Linked DNA regions of Homo sapiens: region 2 is linked to region 1. The links are chromatin loops, found by intact Hi-C in ENCODE. Cell type or tissue: endothelial cell of umbilical vein. All regions are shown on one strand.

Region 1 (8,000 bases):
TGGGCACCTGGGTTGATTCCATGTCTTTGCTATTGTGAATAGTGCTGTGATGAACATATGGGCACACATGTCTTTTGGTAGGATGGTTCATTATCCTTTGGGTATGTAGCCAGTAGTGGGATTGCTGGGTGGAATGGTAGTTGAACTCTCAGTTCTTTGAGAAATCTCCAAACTGCTCTCTATAGTTGCTGAACTGATTTACATTCCCAGCAACAGTGTATAAGTGTTGCCTTTTCTCCACAGCTTCATCAACATCTGCTATTTTTTTTGGCTTTTTAACAAAAGCCAAACATTGTGGTTTTGGTTTGCATTTCTATGATGATTAGTGATGAGCATTTTTTTTCATGTTTCCACTTGTATGCTTTTTTTTTTTTTTTGAGAAGTATCTGAAGAGCATTATTTTCATGTGAAGTTTTGAACAGCCACGTTTTAACATAGAGGATAATATTGAAATTAATTAACTTTTTTTTTTTTTTTGAGACGGAGTCTCACTCTGTCGCCCAGGCTGGAGTGCAGTGGTGCGATCTCAGCTGACTGCAACCTCCGCCTCCTGGGTTCAAGTGATTCTCCTGCCTCAGCCTCCTGAGTAGCTGGGATTACAGGCCCCTGCCACCATGCCTGGCTAATTTTAGTAGAGATGGGGTTTCACCAAGTTGGCCAGGCTGGTCTCGAACTCCTGACCCGTGATCCGCCTGCTTCAGCCTCCCAAAGTGCTGGGATTACAGGCGTGACCCACCGTGCCTGGCCTGAAATTAATTTTTTAATAATTGAAGATACAGTGATAAAATTAATAAACAAGGATTTTGAATTATATCTATATCATTAAGCCATTTCTAGTTTCTTATACAGCTTCCACAAGTTACTAAAAATTTCAGAGGAAACATTAAAACAGCACTGTGTAAATTTACATTGAAAACTGAGTTCAGACGTACATAAAACTGATTTGTGGTAAGAAATAAATTGTTTTAGAAAAATTGTTTCACAGGGACCATCAACCACTGATTTACTAAAATTTATATTTCAGTTAATCCATCAGATAAGTATGCTAATGTTGTCACAGTATATAAAATACTTTTAAGAGCTCCAGTATCAGTTGCATCAGCAGAAATATCCTTCTCGCAGTTAGAAATGAAAAATTCTAGTTAAGATTTTGCATTTAATAAGAGCACTTGATATTGCTTTCATTTATATGCTTGAAAATGAAGTTGCTCCAGGCATGAATTTTGCTAACCTCATAAATTAATTTGCAGCAAAGTGATCCATAAAATTTTATTAATCAAGATATCATATTAAAGTATTATTATATTAATTTATGACACCAAATTTTTAAACCAATTTTATGTTTTTTCTTATGTATCATTATAAACCCTATTGCATTTTATAAGTAATAAAATATTTTAAGAAAAAAACTTTACAGTTTATTACCTAATGGCTATTTTTCCTGCCTTTTGAATAAGAAATCCTAAATTTTCGTTTTGCACTGAGTCCCACAAATTGTACAGCCAGCCCAGCTGGGAATCTTGAATCCCCAAACTAAATTTTGAAGGAGAGATTTTGAAGTCTGAAAGCAATCAGGATGTTTGAGAAAGTGCCTTTTGCTTTACATATTAGTAAACTCCTATACTTCTTCCATGTTCTCCAAGTTGCTGAGGTGTGTGTGTGTGTGTGTGTGTTTCCTTTAAGACAGACATGATACGCTATAAAGATAAGAAATCGATATCCAGAAGGGAGAATCCTGCCTCCCTATAGCCCAGCCATGGTGTCCACCCTCATATCACTGCTTGTGATGGCCTTTATACTTAGCGAGTAAAGTCTCATTTGATTTCATTTTACTATGGATTTAGGCTTCCGTTGATCTACCATCTATCACTAATGTTGTAGGAGGAATGAAAACTCACATAGGAACTCATCTGGAGGACCTTGTCTTTTCTTCTGAAGGGGCCCAAGGATTGGTTAGGGTAACCTCAGACCCACTAGATTGCATATTGATGTGAAAATGGTTTTGGGGTTCCATGATGCAAGACAATTTCTCCTTGCATTCCCATACTTTACACTGTACACAACTAGTCCTTAATAAATATTTGCTCTGTTAAATAGAATAAAATAATTTTACAGCTAGAAAAGCACTTAGAAATCTTTTAGTCCAATTTCACTTTACAAAGAGAGAAACCATATCCAAGATGCCAGTATGGAACCATTAGATGAGCCGGGAGTAGAAAGAAACTGGATTTCCTCCCTTCCTCCTTCGTATTGTTTCCTCTGCCTCATTCCTGCAGGACCACATTGCTGAGCAAAGAGAAACTGAGGAAAATCCAGCCACTTTGACCTCTGCAGTTTGGGTCTGGGAAAGACTTGGTCCAATCAGTTTGACCATGAGAATGGAGAGTTCCAACTTGTGTAAGTAAACATTTGCCACTTTGGGCCACAGAGATACTCATGAGGCTGAGCCATTGTTATTCTACCAGCAAATCAGTCCATGACTCACTGGCTTCTGTAGGAGTGAGCCAAAAGTGATGGTGCCATCCTCAACCCCTGGATGTATTTCTGAGAATTTTCCTAAAAATAGCAAGATGTGTACCTTATGGTGGGTGGATATTCCTTGAAAGAAGGATGTGAACATAAGGAGCATCACTCTACATTGTTTAAAAATGATCACTGAAATTGGGAAGCTAAGGGGAACATTGCCCCTGTGTAGCTGGCAGTTCATGAAAGTGCTGGAAAAGCTTTTCCGGGCCAACCCTTTGATAATGAGTCTGGCAAAAAACGAAATAATCACCAGGCTGGGAATTTTGTCCAGGGCACGGCTATATTCAAGGTACAGTTAATATACGGAACGCTGTGCTCCATGTGAGTGGTCATATTCAGACCATTACATTCAGTTCTGGATGTCGTAACTCAAAAGGACAAATATTAACCTATGTATCTGTCTCCAAGAAGAAAGTAATTTGCTCAATGAAGGATTTGATAATTGTATGAGGAATGGGTGAGATAACTGAAGATCCTTAGAATGGAGAAATTTCATATATGTAAAAGCACACATTATATATATACATATATTTATGTATTGAGTTGAGATTCTTAATCATAGCTGTCTGTAAATATTTAAGGGTGTGAGATGTGAATAAATAATTAGATTTAGTCTCTATAACTCCAGCAGACTAGTGAGTACAAATCACAGGAAAGGGGCTTTCCTCCTGGAAATGAGAAAGTCTTGGTTTCCCAGGTACCATTTCTCATGATCAGTATTTTACTGTCAGTTTTCTATTTGTACTATTCTGCTAACAGGCACAGGAAATATTTAGCCTTCCATTAATTTATTCTTACAGAAGTAATTTTAAAATTTCAAAAGTTAAAGTAGATTAGAAAGTTTTTTTTTTTTTTGGCAGAAACAGATAAACCTGGAAACATACAGGACTGAAGGACTTTCTCAATATCTTGGAGAAAAACATTATGGTGGAGTTTGGGAGAAAAATGATAGATATGGAATCTGTGCCAGCAATGGCTGAGACAACAGCAGTTCATGACAGAAGAGTTGACTCATACTTTAGAGGAAATTCCACTAAAGATATGAGTCAGTCACTGTGTTTAAGCACATATCATATTGATATCATCCACTTTGATATCAAAAAATAAAATTATCTCAATAATAAAGTTACATATGCTTACATTTTTTGAATCTGCAGCCTGATGTTTTCTGAGAATTTCTTCTTGTTTTTTCAACACTTTGCAGAAAGCAAGCCACATAGCCATAGGAAAAGACTTCTTAAAACATGCCAGATTTCTCCTTGCAAACCAGCCCAGTCTATGGGTCAAACTATTCCTATTGTTGGAGTATTAATAACTCATGGAACTTGTCCCCCTCCTCCTTTATCATTGTACTTTAATTCTTTACCTTTTATTAAAGCCATCTTTACTGAAGAAATATTCAACATTTTGATTGTCGGTACCGTCAATTCTCTGGGAATAGCAAGGTCATGGCCCAGGCTTGAGAAGCAGAACCTGAGATAATACGCACTCGAAATATTGAGTGGTCCTCTCTCTCTTGCTCTGATCTTTGGCTTACATATTGCCTAAAGAAAGAGTTTTCTTCATAACAAACGAGTCATGATAGTAGACTTAACCTAAAAGGAAGGCATTATTTTTTCTTGTTTATGAGAGCGAATTATGGTATTTTCTTAATTTCAAACATAAACTCAGCCCATCATTGAATAAATATCAACAGCATCTACTTCTTTATAATTTATGAATAATGACTCAGTAGTGTGCATAATTATAGAGTTAGATCTCTACATTCTTACTGTGCATTTAATCTCTGATTGAACACCCAGTCTGTTTGACTCATTGCTGCTTTTGTGCACCTGAGTGCCTCATAGGGTTAGAGAAAAACATTCAACCAGCAAGTTCAGTAGTTAGGGATGTGGCCACAAGATGGCAGTGCTCCTCTGCTGAGGCAGAATACAGGGTTCACTTTAGTGTGTCCTGAATGAATAGGTTTATGGTAGCAGCAGAGCCTTTTTCTTATTGGTTGGCTACACAGTGTGAGAAACCCCTATGGCTGCCAGAGGAGAGAAGAGACAACCTGATGATAGAAGTAACTCTTATAACTGGAGGTTGCAGGTCAATGACTGATCTTAATTGGGAAGAACAAGGATGACATCCATTCGAGCTGTATTTATATTCCTGTGGCTGCAGCTGGACTGTGAGTTGAGGGTATTTGGGTAACAGAGTATATTAGTGAATATTCTTCAGCAGTTCAAAGAGGAGACTTGCTTTATTCAGGTTTCCTCTCGTTACTATGAAAAATAATTCTAGAGAGTAATGACCTAACAATCCCTCTTCTTTCTCTGATTTTTTCTTTCTGCATAGTGGTGAATGGAGAGAATGTGGAGCAGCATCCTTCAACCCTGAGTGTCCAGGAGGGAGACAGCGCTGTTATCAAGTGTACTTATTCAGACAGTGCCTCAAACTACTTCCCTTGGTATAAGCAAGAACTTGGAAAAGGACCTCAGCTTATTATAGACATTCGTTCAAATGTGGGCGAAAAGAAAGACCAACGAATTGCTGTTACATTGAACAAGACAGCCAAACATTTCTCCCTGCACATCACAGAGACCCAACCTGAAGACTCGGCTGTCTACTTCTGTGCAGCAAGTACACATTGCTTCCCAGGCACCTGCTACCCGTACACAAACCTGAGACTGGAGCTGAAGCTGCACCCCCTTTCCTTTGTCATAGATCGTCAATTATAGCATTTGTCATATTGTTTGTTTGCAAGTTGAAACTAACATATTGACATTTAAAGCATATAATAAAAAGGTTAGGTTCAATGTTTTTGTATTTTTAGTAGAGACTGGGTTTCACATGCTCAGCTAATTTTTTCTATTTTTAGTAGAGATGGGGTTTCACCATGTTGGCTAGGATGGTCTTGATCTCCTGACCTCGTGATCCTCCCGCCTCGGCCCCCGAAAGTGCTGGGATTACAGGCCTAAGCCACTGCGCCCAGCCTAATTTTTGTATTTTTAGTAGAGACGGGATTTCACTATGTTAGCCAGGCTGGTCTCAAACTCCTGACCTCAAGTGATCCACCCGCCTCGGCCTCCCAAAATGCTGGGATTACAGGCGCGAGCCACCGCAACCGGCCCTATCTTACACATTCTATTAGTAGATTACAACAGGACTTTGGACCAATGGTTAATTTACAGACAGCTTGCTAAAAATCTCCCTGCCTCATTTTCATGTTTTGACTGAATTAAACATTACTACCACAATTTCTTTTAAAAGAGTTATATCTTTTAGTGTTGTAGATAAATCAGTGGAAATAAAGAAGGTGCATAAATAATTAATTCCCTATTTCTCCCACCTGTGGTCAAGAGTAGGCTAATTTCAAGATCTCTTGTATTCTTCCTAAGGATGGATCTAATCAGCAGTTGGAATGGGAGAACAATTCCTCCTGGCTGAGTTTTGGCTGTTATGGCTTGTTCTTATAGGGAAAGTAGTTAGATTAAATTAGGGTTAAAACAGCTGGACAAGAAAGGTCAGCTGTTCCTTGTCTCTTCCGGCTCTGAGGGCTGCCTGCATTTCTTGGCTTGTGGCTCCATCACTCTGATCTCTGCCTCTATGGTTGCACTGCTTCTCTTCTTCTGTCATCTCCCTCTGCCTCCCTATTATAAGCACACACGTGATTATATTTAAGGCCCATATAACATAGGATAACTTCTCATCCCAAGATCCTTAACTTAATCATATCTGCAGTGTCTTTTTTCCCTTGGCTATATAAGATAACTTTCATGGATTCCAGGGACTGGGGCCTAACTTTTTTGGAGCCCTTATTTTGCCTACCACAGTTGGCATGCCTGGTGCTATCTTTTTCAGAAGTTGAGAAAGAAAATCAGAGTTCCAGATAGAAAAATAGAAACCACATCAATTGCTTTATTTTATTTTCTCAGTTTTTACAATTTTCAGTTTTTAAATTATCACTTAAAAAGGAACACATTTTGATATGCAGTTCAATGTGTGAAATTTGAATTTTGATATATTGCATAGTTTGATGTAACCATTACATAACTATGATACGAAACAGATTGCTCATCCCAAAAACTCCCTTGTGTGATCTGTGTGAAATCACACCTCCATCTCAAACTCCTTGCAAACCTTGGTCTGTTCTTTTATATTTTTATTTTTTTCTGGAGGTCACATGGGTGGAATTATACAATATATAATCTTTTGAAAAGTCTGAATCTTGGTTACAGAAAGCACACACCATTGGGCACATACATGATCATCATCTCTGCTACCACTCTTTTTTTTCTATACCTGAATGTTTTAAACTTTTGTCATTTTACAGGAATAACTCAACATTTCAAATGTTTGAATTTCTTTGGAGGTTTGATTTACAGTTTAAAGAAACACTATGGCAAGTATAGTGTTTAAGGAAACGGTATGGCAATTGATAATGGAGAGGTTCAGTTGAGGATTGAACCAACTCCTAGAATCAGAGTTAAACACATCAAGTTTAGTTGTACCAACACTACCCTAAATTTTTATCAATAGATATTTCTCTAACATTTTAAGGCTAAGTGTATTGACCGAAATGTATTTTAGTCATATTAATTGGGTATGGTTAATACTTGGATTTTCCCAGGAGTTAGCATAGAATGACATATCTCACAATTATTTAAATTTTTTGCACTAGCTGTGGCTTTGTAGAGGTGAAAAGTGTTAGGATGGTTATTACCTCAAGTAAAGCCTGTACCTAAGCAAATTGTTTTATTAACAAAATAACAAAGTGGAAAAAAATTACAAATATATGCAACGTTGTACCATTAGAGTTGAAAAATACCACCAAATGGATGAAAAAGAAAAGAATGCAAAGATAGTATAACAACCACTGGTTCCAGTCATCTAGATAATACTGTTCGATTATACTTGCATGGAGCTGTCTACTTTATCCACTTATACATGTGTTTCAAGGACCTCGAGTCTGCACTCATTTTCTGAAAAGCCCCTAAATAGTCTCTGAAGAAATTCAGTTTAATATCTGTAATATGAATAACTTCTCAATTCTTGCCATTTAAGGATGGATAATGTCAAACTAATTGGTACAAAGTAACCACAGATCAATTCCTCGTACTTTAACTGTTGAACTGGTAATAAACAGTACCTAATAAGGTCATTTTCACAAGGTTGAAAGGCAGTCTTTCTCTGGAATTTTTTTCCAAATACCAACTCATCCAGGCTTAGGTCATGTAAAGGCTGATTAAATGAAAGGCCAGGAAAGAAAACTGTACCTGTTGGTATAAGGACTGAGTATAATGGGTTTATTTATCTAGATAAGTTTGTGAAAGAATGAACTATATAGGATTCCAGATACTAGGAGTAATATGGACCTACAAGTCACCAGTTGATAGTAAGACAACCTATGATGGCAGAGTGAACAACTCAGGGCCATGAAAGTGAAGGGTAATAATATATTAGATCATGGAAATTCAAGGATGTCTGAT
Region 2 (8,000 bases), 230 kb after region 1:
CTGTTATAATTTCATAAAGAGATAAAAAACTGAGCAGCTTCTGAAAGTCGAGAAGGACTGATTTTTATCATTTGATTTTGAAGTAGCTTTACTTATTATAGAACTTAACTAGGGCCCTAGACCTCAGTAAGGAGGAAGAAAGAGATGCAGTAATTGTTTAGAATAGGACTGCCTTTCACAGAGAAAGTCAAATATCTGAGTATTTTTCTTTTAAATTTAATTAGTTTCTGATGGCAAAAAGTAAATATATGCTAAATGAATAATATCAATGTATGTCAACTGGTTCAACTGCAGTTCCCCTCAATACAAATTGCTTTTCTTATATCCCTTTTCTAGGTTCTGTCTATCCTAATGACTAGGGAAAGACAACTAGACAAAGTAAAGATTCAGGGGTGAGCCAGACATTTTTCCTCATCTGTGCATAGCCATGTAGTCTATGAACATGAGACTCAATTTCCTGTTTGGGGAGATAGCATCAGAACCCAGGAACTACATATACACACCGCAGGGCCCTGGTAGGCACTGAACTTTGAGCTTCAGGCAGCACAACTCACATTTGTGCAAAGAGCTACATGCCACATGCTGTTCTCCAGCCTGCTGTGTGTATTTGTGGCCTTCAGCTACTCTGGTATGGATGGTTCCAAGTGTGAGTAAAAATGTTAAGGATGGAAGGATTCCAAACAGGCATATGGTATTTCTCATGGACTTGAGGAGGAAAGGAGAAATTGTAAAAAAGCGAGCATATTATGATTTTAGTTTGGTTTGTCTCTGGGTCCTAAATTAGTCTAGCTCTTACGATATTTTATTCACTATATCAAAGGATCAGCTCTGTTTTCTGATTTTTCCCACAGGATCAAGTGTGGCCCAGAAGGTTACTCAAGCCCAGTCATCAGTATCCATGCCAGTGAGGAAAGCAGTCACCCTGAACTGCCTGTATGAAACAAGTTGGTGGTCATATTATATTTTTTGGTACAAGCAACTTCCCAGCAAAGAGATGATTTTCCTTATTCGCCAGGGTTCTGATGAACAGAATGCAAAAAGTGGTCGCTATTCTGTCAACTTCAAGAAAGCAGCGAAATCCGTCGCCTTAACCATTTCAGCCTTACAGCTAGAAGATTCAGCAAAGTACTTTTGTGCTCTTGGGGAACTCACAGTGTTTGAAGTGATAGTAAAAGCAAAACAAAAACCCTAGGGCTCAATAAGAGAACCCCTCTACTCCCCATCCTTTGCTACAGGAGCCAATCTGAAATGCACACCTGCAGATCTCAGGCAAGAGAGGGTAGTGACTGTGGTCTGTGGATTTAATCTGTGGTCTGGATCAGATGATTTAATTCCAAGTAAAACCTCCTTCTATCTCACTTGGAAACAGGTGTTCAGAGCAACTTTCTTCTAATACTTCAATTTTTACTTAAAATAGATCATACAGAAAATGTGTAAAGTTGTCTAAAGTTGGAAAGACTTCCACATAATAACTTAAAGTGGCAGTCTCACTTAACGATGCTCACAGCAGAAATCTGGGTCTAGTTATCTTGAATCACCATAAAAATCATTTCCTTAGCCCTTTCCTCTTAAGCTTTATGTCAGTTAGGATACAATCAGGGAAGCAGAACCATCGTGAAAGATGTAGAATAAGATTAATTATAAGGATTAGACCTCATGCAATTGCTGGAACGGGTGGCTCTCGGAAGTTACTTAGTTGTTTATGTTTTTATGAAATTGTAACAGGAATAAAATGTAATCTTTTCAAAATCTGACACTGAGTTTTATGTACTAGGCTGAAGAGGATCAGGACATTCAGTCCTATTGGCTTCACAAGTAGAATAGTACTTCTTAGATCATGTGTCCTAGAATTCTCCTGATACCACATTTCTATCCCATTAATCCAAACTATTCAGTCTCACTTGTTAAATTCTGTGGCTGGGCATGTTTTTCATGTGTAAAATAAAGTCGTGATAAGCATGCCAGATTTCTGTGATACGATGCCATAATCTGCTCTTACTCCTATGCAAAGCTGTTTGCTGAATTTACTCTAGGTCAGCTAGACTCACATTTGGGAAGGAGAGTTGAACATGGACAAGAGCATGCAAAAGCTGTGATTTGTAAAGACATTTTGGAACCCATGGTGACAGGTGGAACCCACGAGGACAAACTAAAACTTGTCTGTCTCTTACCTCCTTCAATCTCATAGTGTTGGTGACCTTCAGAAGAAATGGTGTTATTTGCTATCATGCTCCCTGGGTACTTGGCCCAAGAAAAAGAGAAGCTGAAAGAGGAGATCTGGGGGGAGTGGGGGAGTTGTGAATCAACAATAAGATGAGTTAGCAGATCAGAGCAACATATGTGAGTTGCCACAGTGCCTGGAGCCTGGCACCTGCCTTACACAATTTTTTTCAACTTAATCGAGAACAATATAGGGAAGGATTTTCTTAGAAATATATTTCCAGGTAGTTACGACGAGACAGTACAAAGTTACCACAATACCCCCACCTTGTAAACTTGACATCCATATGCACCTCTTTTAATAGCACTTAGCTTTCAAATAAAGGCAATTTTAAAAAGCATACTTCCTGCCAATATGATGCCACTGTTCTTCATTCAACCACACATACCCTAACCCTCTCCCCTAAAGAGAATACAAAGTATTTATTCATCTTTGGGTGATGTTCTTTCCTCTTCTAGCTGAGTCACACTCTCCCATTGATATCCTGTAGTTTAGCTTCTGAGATATAACAAGCTATAAGAGTAACTTATTAACATATCTTTCACTATTATGTATAGGCAAATGGGAGGAGAGTAAAAAATGGTTGACATGTATTTTAATATTTTCATATCACAATGAAAAAGAAATGTTTATAACAGTATAGTCTTTTTTTCCACAAATGGTCACATGATTGTAGCTGGTTTCTATAACTACCTCTTCCATTACCCATTTCATAATCTGTTTTCAGCAAGCACCTCAACTCACTGGTACACTTGACTTTCTATAAAACAAGCTCCTTGGTCAGGAGCAATGTTATACAGAATGCCATAAAGTTGAGTAAGGAATTCTCTAAGCCCACCACTGTGGTTTTGCCAGAAGCACTGCAGATGTGGAAGGAAAGTCCATATTCAGAATGTCTAAGTGGACTAAAACAAAGCAAAACTTGCCAGCAGCCAGAGAAAGTTGATATATCATGATATATCATGATATATCATGTCTTTAAGAATGATTGCTGAATTCTCATCAAAATCAACAGAAGCCAAAGAGGAAAAAGTATTTTTAGAGTACTTACAAAACAAACAAACAAACAAACAAACAAAAAAACTCTCTAGCTAGCTTCCTATGAACATGAAAGTCTAATTTTAAACCCTTTGTCAAAAATCATTGTTAAAAAGGTGGAAAGTCAGTGCACAGATTGGGAAATTATATTTGCATTGGTGTATTTCTGAAAAAGATTCAAATGCAGAATATATAAAAAACTTGTACAAGTCAACAAGCAATGAGAAAACAATACAAATGGCCAAAACTTGAAGAGACACTTCAGAAATATGATATCTAATAGTAATAAGCATACACAAAAAGCACTTAATATAATTACTCATTAGGAAAATGAAAATGAAACCCCATTGAGTGATCCCCCTGTGCCCTTTCAGCACCCCAGTTGTATTAATGTAGCCAGGAGGAAATGACCACAAGAGGATAATGAAAAATAGTGACTACTTCCAGGGGAAGGGATGGCCAAGTAGGTTTTCTAGAAACTTCTGTTAAATTAAGTTTAGCCTAAAGCTGCCTCCTTATTTATTTAAAACTCAGGGCAAAGGTTTCTCCATACATAGGGCCCTGTAACCTAACAGGATGCATAAACAGGCTACAGTCTGCTCTCTACCAATCCCTAAGTTTCGGCCATAGGTGGCCAACTGTTCAAACATGTTCAAATAAGGCAAATGCCAAGCTTTAACCAATCCATCTGTTTCTGTACCTTACTTCCTTTTTCTATAAGTCACTTTACTTTCTCTGTCCATAAATATTCTTTGACCATGTGGCAGTGACAGAGTCTCTCTGAACCTGTTCTGGTCTGGTGGGGGGCTGCCTGAATCTCTAATCGTTCTTTGCTTAATTAAACTCTGTAAAATTTAATTCGTCTAAAGTTTTTCTTTTAACATGTCCATCATTGAACCATGTTCAGTGGAAGAAGAAAAAGCAGTAACAGGCTAAAGACCGGAACACTGAAGGAAAGCAGGTTTTACTAGGAAAAAAGAAAGTTGGTATTCATTGGCCATACTATATGTCAGGCACTATTTATACATTTCAAATTCATTACCTAATTTAAGCATCATACACCCTACGAGATAGGTTTTAGTCTTCCAATTTTTTATATTTGGGAAATGAGACACAGCTTTCCCTAACTTTGAAAAGCATCTCTAACTAAAGTCAGCCAGGGTGTAACATCTTAGAGGGCTCCTAAAAAATCAAAGTTTGGACTATGGAGAAGCAAATAGCCACAAAGCAGCAGCATTGGCTTTCTCAGTGAGGATGACAAGATGACAAACCTAGGCACAAATTGCCTCAGGATCAACAGATGGAGGAAATCACCGACTAAGTATTTAAGAGTGCTGAATGTATCAGTGAGTCTCTTCTACAGTAGTGTGCTATGAAGCACAAGAGGCTAGAGGGAAAGATGAGATACTATTCCTTAAACACTCCAAGCGGGCTTCCATATCAAGGCCTTTGCCCACTCTGCCTGCAATGCTATACCCCCACAAAACCTCATGGTGTAGCTCTGAACTCCTCTACGTCTTTACGCAAAAGTCACCACTTTGTGAAGCCTTTATCGAAATCTTTCTATTGTATATTCCTTCTTTGAGAATCAGGCTCTAGCGTATTCCACGTGTTGAGAACTAAAGCACCAAGTTCTGAAGCACTGCCACCTGGTGTCCCGCTGAACTATTTGGTGAGGTTTACGCTGGCTTCCCTGCTGCCCTCCAGTGTTCACGGGCTAAGCTGTGATGAAGCCTGGTTGCAATAGGAGCTAGCATTTCTGAACCAGTCAGTAACCTTCCCATGGTAGTAATCATGTGAGACAGGATTCAGCAGGACTGGCTGAGACTTTTTTTTTTCTTTGAAGGAAGCAATTTTTATCCCTTACGCAGCTTGTCCCTGCTACTGTGTCTTGTCTCCATTGCCTGGATCCAGACCTCACAAGTTATTTATGTATTTATGTATTTATTTATTTATTTATTTATTCCAAGGCAGAAGAATTTTTCTTAGTACAGAACAAAATGGAGTCTCCTATGTCTACTTCTTTCTACACAGACACAGTAACAATCTGTTCTCTCTTTCTTTTCCCCACATTTCCCCCTTTTCTTTTCTACAAAACCGCCATCGTCATCACTGCCCGTTCTCGATGGTCGCTGTCTCTTCGGAGCTGTTGGGTACACCTCCCAGACGGGGCGGCCGGGCAGAGGCACTCACTTCCTAGACGGGGCGGCCGGGCAGAGGCGCTGGCTGGGACTTTTTTAAATTTCATTTTTAAAATATTTTTCCCTTAATATGTGAGGTTGATTGATTTCAAAATGGCAAATATAATATATGGGATGGTTTAAGCTAATAGAATACCTTGGAAACAAAGGTTGGCATTATTGCACAAGGTGGGAAGTTTTTCTCTATTAAGTGAGAGTTCATCTACTGCTCTGTCCCTTACTGTAGTATAGAAATATCCTAAGAAGTGAGAACAAGAGTCAATGATGGAGAGAAATAAGCCATTGTAGGGAACACAGTGCAGCATACTCTCTCCATGTTATCATATGCTGCCCAACCTCCCAATATAGCATCATAACGCCACTGATTTCCCACTAACAGTAAGAAACATGATAGAACATGGATATGTATTATAGTACATAAAATATGCTATGCAAATTGCAAAATGCCCCTCGGAAAAATACTGAATTTTATCTTGTGGATAGACTGCACTGCAATTTCAGATACAGTCTCCCAACCCCCCAATATTTTCTATATTGAATGCATCTGGTTGAGTGCCTAAGATACAGAAGTTATTGTATTAGATGATTTATTCGGTTGGTGTAAAAGTAATTTCTGCTTTTTCCATTACTTATAATGTAATGGCATAACCATTATATAGGCTTGGATTGCATTTCTGGACCTACCACTCATTGGTTGAATTATCTTGAGCAAATTACTTAATAACTTTTATGCTTCAGTCTCCTTATCCCTACAATGTGGATATTGATAGTACTTACTACAAAGGGTTATTTTGAGAAATAAACAAAATGACAAATGCCAATGCTTAGCCCAGTACCAACAAAAAGCTACTGGTTACTTACAGAAAAGGAAATTGAATATGAGAGAGATTAAATGTCTTGCCTAGCATCACAAAGTGTCAGAGTTGAGCCTTCCCTCCATGCCTTATGTAGAGCAGATACCTTTTCTCACCCCAAGAATAACTCTCTATCTCATTACAGTGCTATATTGTCTTTATAGAGCTTATCACCGTATAGAATTATCTTATTTTGTAAAAACTCATTTATTTAACTTCTTCTCATTGCACTCTAGTCCCTTTTCTATCTCTTCACCACCATGTTCTCCATGCCTGGAACAATGCCTAGCACACAGGAGACACAAACAATACATGTTTGTTGAATGAATGCACAAAAGGTAAAATTATGTCCAGAGTCCTTGCAATTCAAATATTAATATAACAGTTTAAGCTGGATTAATCTTTGTGTTATTTATCCAGAATTGTCAAGATTTATATCCTGTAAGTTTCTTAACGTAATATTTAAATATGTAAAGGCTAAATAGTTGAATACTAGCTTTGGTTTATCTACATTGGTTTATTTTTGCACTTTGGGGGAATTAATAAATAATCTTACTAAAAATTTTATCTATAAATCCCTCACTTTACTCACTGTGGATATGAGGTAGAAAAAATTCTGAGGCATTTTTCTCTGTAGTGCATGCATCTTATCTTTTATGTTGCAAAAGTTTTTCAGAGGACTCATGTATATGTATATATTTTTATGTTTTAAAAAATTCTGTGTGCACACATACACACACACACACACACACACACACACTCCTTGCATAAGAGTTGATATACAGGCCCACTGTTTGCTCAAAACAGAGAAAGCAAATTGACCTTGTTTCCCTTCACTATCAGGGTGGGTACATTTAGAATCCTCCCTGATATATTAGGCTGTTAAGAATGATAAAGATTGATATTACTAGTTGAGTTGTCCTGTGGCCAAAGTGGGGAGGAAGGAAACTAGGATCATGCACTCTTCCAGAAAGAGAATCTCGTAAGGCTGTATTTAGTTGCCAACAGGCTTGGCCTTTACTTCAGGTCAAATGTGTGGCTATACCTTGCAGGATTCTGTCCTACTATTATAGATAGAGGAATTCTCCCTGCTGTTAGAGGTATATCTTCTTGATCTGGACACTGCTCCTTCAACATGTGGGTGAATTTATCAGTGGATCGGTGTTCTCACCAGAAATGAGCTCCACAGCATGTAGGCTTTCTGAGTGATTGTGGCCATGACTTCACTCTCCTATGATAAAGTTACCTGAATGCTATGATCTTCTCCATGCATCTGGAGAAGAAACTACAGAAAAGAAACTACTACAGCAAAGACTTGGAACCAAGCCAAATGCCCATCAGTGATAGACTGGATTAAGAAAATGTGGCACATATACACCATGGAATACTATGCAATCATAAGCAGGATGAGTTTATGTCCTTGGCAGGGACATGAATGAAGCTGGAAACCATCATTCTCAGCAAGCTATCACAAGACCAGAAAACCAAATACTGCATGTTCTCACTCATAAGTGGGAGTTGAACAATGAGAACACATGGACACAGGGAGGGGAATATCGCACACCAGGGTCTGTCAGGGGATGGGGGACTAGGGGAGGTATAACATTAGCAGAAATACCTAACGTAGGTGACAGGTCGATGGGTGCAGCAAACCACCAGGGCATGTGTATACCTATGTAACAAAGC

What was found. Hi-C counts contacts between places; a loop is a spot of excess contacts. Peaks named below come from ENCODE experiments on the same cell type or tissue, not always from the same donor. Only the 100,000 strongest peaks of a DNase experiment are listed, where the experiment ranks them.
Region 2: it touches region 1 in a loop (5-fold over the local background); 2 of 110 quality-filtered maps call a loop at or near these places.

The regions. Positions count from the first base shown.
Region 1 is chr14:21,864,212-21,872,211 of GRCh38, forward strand. It overlaps TRA and TRAV13-1. Among named protein-coding and RNA genes, the nearest start is that of OR4E1, 190 kb to the left of the region's middle. In endothelial cell of umbilical vein, a CTCF peak has its summit at 4,432 (motif pointing right); DNase peaks (open chromatin) are centred at 2,450, 3,510 and 4,420; H3K27ac peaks cover 2,250 bases.
Region 2 is chr14:22,095,471-22,103,470 of GRCh38, forward strand. It overlaps TRA and TRDV1. Among named protein-coding and RNA genes, the nearest start is that of TRD-AS1, 380 kb to the right of the region's middle. RefSeq lists an enhancer at 4,822-5,116 and a silencer at 4,822-5,116. In endothelial cell of umbilical vein, a CTCF peak has its summit at 4,946 (motif pointing left); a DNase peak (open chromatin) is centred at 4,951.